2 separate regions of the Homo sapiens genome follow, and region 2 is linked to region 1. A link is a loop called in an ENCODE intact Hi-C map of the cell type or tissue named here. Cell type or tissue: dorsolateral prefrontal cortex. All regions are shown on one strand. Links, peaks and the distances in the headings refer to the core of each region. The heading gives the core; the rest is flanking DNA. Region 1 has its middle 58 kb from the start of LINC02393. Region 2 has its middle 110 kb from the start of LINC02411.

Region 1 (2,920 bases), core at 303-2,802:
ATTAAAGTTGAGGCAAGAAAGAAGGGAAGGGGCCATGTGGGGAAGAAATGGTCATTTTCCTAGAAGGTGATTGGAGAAGAGCAAGGTGAACATTCTAGGGGAGGTTATTCCTGCCGTGAATAGAGCCACGTGCTAAAGGTGCCTGAGGGGTTGAGGTGGATCACCCCTCATCCATCCCGGGTCACTGATACAGGAGACAGGGGATGAAGCAGGTAGGAGGGTGAGGAGGAAGAGAAGTGCTGGGGACCCCGAGCTTTACTTGTAGTGATCACTGAGGGCATCATGGAGCTGCCTGGCAGAATCGAGACAGAAATTGTCTCTCCAGAGGGGAGTTGCATTCTGAAGTTAGAACAGAAGCCAAACATTGGATCTAATCAGGTACTCCTAGAAAAGTCAAGTTTTTGTGTTTGTTTTCCTAAAGATGAAACACTTTATGGGGTCCCCACCCAGTGGGGGACAGGGCAGAAGCAGTGTTACCAAAACACCAGGGGTTTGGTCTGGGTCCTGCTGCTCACATCACAGAAAGCCAATCACTGAGACGACAGTTATTGCCAAGGAAGAAGGCTTTAATCAGAAGATGTATACAATTTGAAGAGAAACCAGAGTATAGAGGAAGGCTTTAATCAGGTGCTGTAGCCAAGGAGATGGGAGATCAGTCTGAAATCCATCTCCCTGACTGAATCCTATTAGGGGTTTACATAGCAGAAATGTAGCTACATGCAGGTAAACAGGACTGATGGAAGGGGAAGGAAAAGGAATTGATCCACAGGAAGCAGGTGGTGGGTTAGGCAGTCGCGGTGGGCGAGGGCTCTGGTGTCTCATTATGCAGATGCTGAGACGTGGTGAGTTTCAGTTCCTTGATACTCTCTGGGAGGCCTGATGGTTGGTTTCCTCAGCAAGGAACTCAGATAGGAAAAATGTAACTTTCTCAACTTTCAAGACTAGGAGGGTCCACTTCTATGTTTATTCAAAGGAAACCATAAACATCAGTTCTGTGGGACTATTGGGTCTGTTTCAGTAGCAGGTGGATTACATCGAAGCCCCTGAATATAAAGCAGTTGGTTAACTATGCACAAGAATCACAGGCCGTGATGTGGGGTGTGGCAGTCAAACCAACCAAGACAGCAGGAATGATCTCTTTCCTCCCTCCACATCAACTCAGCCCAATGGGCATGGAGGTTCAAAGTCCTGTTCTAGTATGCTTTCTCTCTCCTTCTCTCTCTCAGTTAAAATGGCCCTGGTTACATATGTTTAATCATAGGATTCTCTGATGTGTTCCCAGAGCTCAGGGAAGAGTCTAAATGGTATCTTATCTACGGAGTGTTCTGCAAAAACTCTTGGAAGGGATACAGTTATCCAAAGGGATCAAACCAGCAGTAATGATGGTCACAGACCTTCGCAAGCCTTAACAAGCTTCAGCCTCGCAGACCTTAGCAAGGCCACTTCCCCAGGGGATGTAAAATCCATGCCAAGTGCCTGAGTCTCTGGCCTTGCAAGTCTTTCTAGTCTACAGTGCTTAAAGCCACTACATGCAGTTTTTCCCCGTGTTCATCTTCCAGTTACAGATTGGTTGTTCAAGAAGAAAAGTGAGATCATTTACCAAAATGGAAATAAGACAGAAAAAGCCTGGCAGCGGCCCCTCCTGGCTGCCCACTCTGCCCTCACCTCCCTGGGCTACACCCACATGCTCTCCAGGAGAGCACAGCGTGTCCAGGAGCCCACAGTTCCTGGGATAATTGCCATGCAGAGGCCCTGGCTGCTGGGCCTTTCTGAGAAGTTATTAAAAAAGAGAACACTTTGCTGGCTTCTGGGTTCAGATGGTTTATGTCAATTACATTATCTTCAGAGGAAAGAAAAGGTAATTTCACTTCAGTTTTCTGGCTTTACTGTGCTTTGATGAGTTCCAGAAATAACAGAGTCAGAACCCAAGTCTGTTAACGACTTTCAGAGACTCTCCCACGTGGCACCAAGTCCTGTCTCAGCCACCACCCACATCACTGAGTGAATGTGGGATTAACCTTCCCTGTGAGAATTTTGCTTGTTAATTTCCTGAGCCTAGGACATAAATTATTTGTATGTGAATTTAATCTTTTTTTAAAAACAGGATGAAACAAACAAAAACAAATCAAAAGGCACCTTTAGCACATGGCTCTATTCACAGCAGGAAAAATCTCCCCTAGAATGTTCACCTTGCTCTTCTCCAGTCACCTTCCAGGAACACGACCATATCTTCCCCACACGACTCCTGCTCTTCTTTCTCGCCTCGACTTTAATATCATGTCTTTATTTTTAATAGTTTCTTAAAGTTTTATTGAGGCATAATTGACAAAATTGTATGCATATAAGGTGTGCAATGCGTATTTTGGTAGATGGATATATCATGAAACCATCACCACCATCAAGCTCATTCACATCACCTGGCAAAGTTACCATTTTTATGTGTGTGTGCTACTAAGACTTAAGATATATTCTTGCAAATTTCAAGTCTACAGTACGTTATTATCAACTACAGTCACCTTGCTGTATGTTAGGTGTCCAGAACTGAGACATTGTATTCTTTGACAAATATTTTTCCATTTCTCACTCTCCACCTGCTCCTGGAAACCACCATTTTACTCTCTAACTACCATAGAATTCAGCAATCCCACTACTGAATACTTATCCCCCTAAAAATAAAATCAGCATCTCTCATGTCCATTGCAGCTTTATTCTCAATAACCAAGGTACAGATTCAATCTAAATGTCAGTGGACAGATGGACCAATAGATAAAATTATATATATATATATGTGTGTGTGTGTGTGTGTGTGTGTGTAGTGTGTTTATACATATATATATACACACACATAATATGTTACATGGCAATTTATATGTGAAGGTCTATTAGTTAAAATTAGAGTCAGCGGCTTGAATAAGATAAA
Region 2 (2,920 bases), core at 192-2,691, 73 kb after region 1:
ACGCTCCTATGTCCATCGCAGCACTATTGACAGTAACCAAGATACGGAAATAATCTAAGTGTCCATCAGCAGATGAATAGTTAAAGGAAATGTGATGTGTATGTATACAAACACATATATATGTATACACACACACACACATACGAATATAATATGGTTCAGCTGTGTTACCACCCAAATTTCATCTTGAACTGCAGCTCCCATAATTCTCATGGTGTTGTGAGAGGGACCCAGTGGGAGGTAAATGAATTATGGGGACGGGTCTTTCCCGCGCTGTTCTGGTGATGTAAGTCATGCGAGAACTCATGGTTTTATAAAGGGGATTTCCCCTGCACATGCTTTCTTGTCCATGTAAGACTTGCCTTTGCTCCTCATTTGCCTTCTGCCATGATTGTGAGGCTTCCCCAGCCATGTGGAACTGTGAGTTCATTAAACCTCTGTCCTTTATAAATGACCTAGTCTCGGGTATGTCTTCATTAGCAGCATGAGACTGGACTAATACTGTATATAGACACACATATACACAATGAAATGTTATTCAGCCTTAAAATAAGAAGGTCGTTTGTGACAACATTGATGACCCTGGAGGACATTATGCTGAGTGAAATTAGCCAGATACAGAAAGAACGATACTGCATCAACTCACTTCTATGCAGAATGTTAAAATGTTGAGCACATAGAAGCTGAGAGTAGAACAGTGGTTACCAGGGGCTGGGAGAAGGGCAAAATGAGAAGATATTTGTCAAAGGGTACAACATTTCAGTTATGCAGGATGAGTAAGTCTACAGATCTAACGTACGGCACGGTGACTGTAGTGAATAATATTGTATTGTATCCTGGAAACTCGTTAAAAGAGCAAATTTCAGGCCGTGCATGGTGGCTCACACCTGTAATCCCAGCACTTTGGGAGGCCAAGGTGGTGAATCACGAGGTCAGGAGTTCAAGACCACCTGGCCAACAGCGTGAAATCCCATCTCTACTAAAAATACAAAAATTAGCCGGGTGTAATCCCAGCTACTTGGAAGGCTGAGGCAGGAGAATTTCTCGAACCCGGGAGGCTGAGGCAGGAGAATTGCTTGAGCCTGGGAGGCGGAGTTTGCAGTGACCCAAGATCATGCCACTGCACCCTAGCATGGGCAACAGCGCAAGACTCCATTTCAAAAAAATAAAAAAGAAAAAAAAAAGAGTAGATTTCAAGGGCTCTTACCAAAAATAAATAAATAAATTAGGAGATAGATAAGTTAATTTGCTTAATAGTAATTATTTTACTATGTATATGTCTATCAAAACACCATATTGTACATTGTTGAAAAATCTGATTCACTATTTTTCTTGAAGATCATGACGTTGTTATCCTTCGCTTCTGCACATTACCCCTGTACAAGGTCAGAAGACTGAGACAGGCCACAATTGCTCTGCCTTAGGTCTGAAATAACAAACCTTGCACTATACAGCATCCCTTCTGCCTTATTTCATCTGTAGTTATACTTCACCGAGAGCCATAACTTACATTCCTCTGCCAGATAAGTGTCTTAGAGCCATTCTTTATCATCAGTAGCACCAACCCCCAGATCCCAACTGAGAAGGGCAAGAAAACTTGCACAACTAAAGCCACTTATCATAACACAGATGGGACGTGGGCTGGTGCCGATGACAAACGGCCCCTGCACAGTACACCGTGAGTGTGTGTGTGTTTGCTTCCTTCAGAAAGAGTTGTCTCCTTCTCCCACTTTATCGTGGGAGAAGTCCTTTATATCCTGTTGGGGTACAAAGCTGCCCTAATATAGATGCTAATCCATATTTTTAAAAATCTTGCATTGCAAATATTCCAAAAGTGAGTCTGAAATGCTTATCCCCGGCTGCACATTTGAATCATCTGAGAAGTTTGTGTTAGTTTGTTTTGTTTTTAAGATATACTTACAGCTGGGTCTCATCCCAGAAAACTTGAGTCACTATTTCTGGGGTTAGGTCCTGAGCATTAGCACTTTGTTTCAGCTCTTGAGGTTACTCCATTGAGCAGCCAGGGTGGTAAGGTATGAAATAGACCAAATCAAAACAAACAAACAAACAAACAAACAAACAAACTGAGGTTTAGGTTTAGGTAGCTGGAGTTTATAGGCATGGCGCATAGGTCAGAGCCTCAATTTTCTAGCTAAATGTCAATGTTTCCCACTTATTTTATTGCCACAAACAAATAATTGTGCATTACAAGGTGGCACTCCGGAGTAGCTCTGGTCTTTGGACTCGGTGGTCTCTCCGGCCCACCCTACTTCCCAAAGTTATAGAGATGGCCAAGTCGAGGGTGCCTGGCTCAGAAGGCCCGGAGCTACATCCTTCATGGAGCATCTCCAGATGCTGCAGAGGGGAGGGAGGCTGGGCCTTGGCCACATTATTCGTGGAGCATCTCCATGTGCTGTGAAAGGGAGGGTGGTCCCAGAAAGGCAAGCACAGAAGCCAATGTCTCAGCTTTAAACATCAGTGGCCACCACAAAAGGTGTCTGATTCTTGGGCAGTAGCACTTCAGAGAAAGCTCCTCCTCCTTTTGTGGGAGTCTGTGGTTTCTTTGTCCCTCCCACTTCTGGCATGGAAGCCAACTCTGCTACCTGAATTATCAACCCCAATATGGCCACGTGTTTTCCAGGAGGCTTTGCGTGTGGTCAGATAGAGATGCCAGCTGCTCCATAACTCCTGACCATCACATGCTTGACTTAGAGAGCAAGAAGGAGAGAGAAAGACAGGGAGAATTAGGCACATAAACTTATATTTATGAATTTACAAGAAAAACATGCAAAAACTTTTATGCTACCACCCAGCTCAATTATGCCAGAAATATGACCTACTTTAATTTCTATAAGTATCTTTGTTCAGATAGAGATAGCTATCCTCTTAGGGGTCTCTATTTTCCATATCTATTTAGAGT

What was found. A loop is a pair of places that touch in the nucleus more often than their neighbours do. Peaks named below come from ENCODE experiments on the same cell type or tissue, not always from the same donor. Only the 100,000 strongest peaks of a DNase experiment are listed, where the experiment ranks them.
Region 2: it touches region 1 in a loop (4-fold over the local background); 1 of 110 quality-filtered maps calls a loop at or near these places.

What each region holds. Positions count from the first base shown.
Region 1 is chr12:127,821,908-127,824,827 of GRCh38, reverse strand. No RefSeq gene overlaps it. Among named protein-coding and RNA genes, the nearest start is that of LINC02393, 58 kb to the left of the region's middle. In dorsolateral prefrontal cortex, for the core only: no CTCF peak of the experiment used is centred there; DNase peaks (open chromatin) are centred at 1,637 and 1,963; H3K27ac peaks cover 2,475 bases.
Region 2 is chr12:127,749,290-127,752,209 of GRCh38, reverse strand. No RefSeq gene overlaps it. Among named protein-coding and RNA genes, the nearest start is that of LINC02411, 110 kb to the right of the region's middle. In dorsolateral prefrontal cortex, for the core only: no CTCF peak of the experiment used is centred there; a DNase peak (open chromatin) is centred at 1,639; H3K27ac peaks cover 972 bases.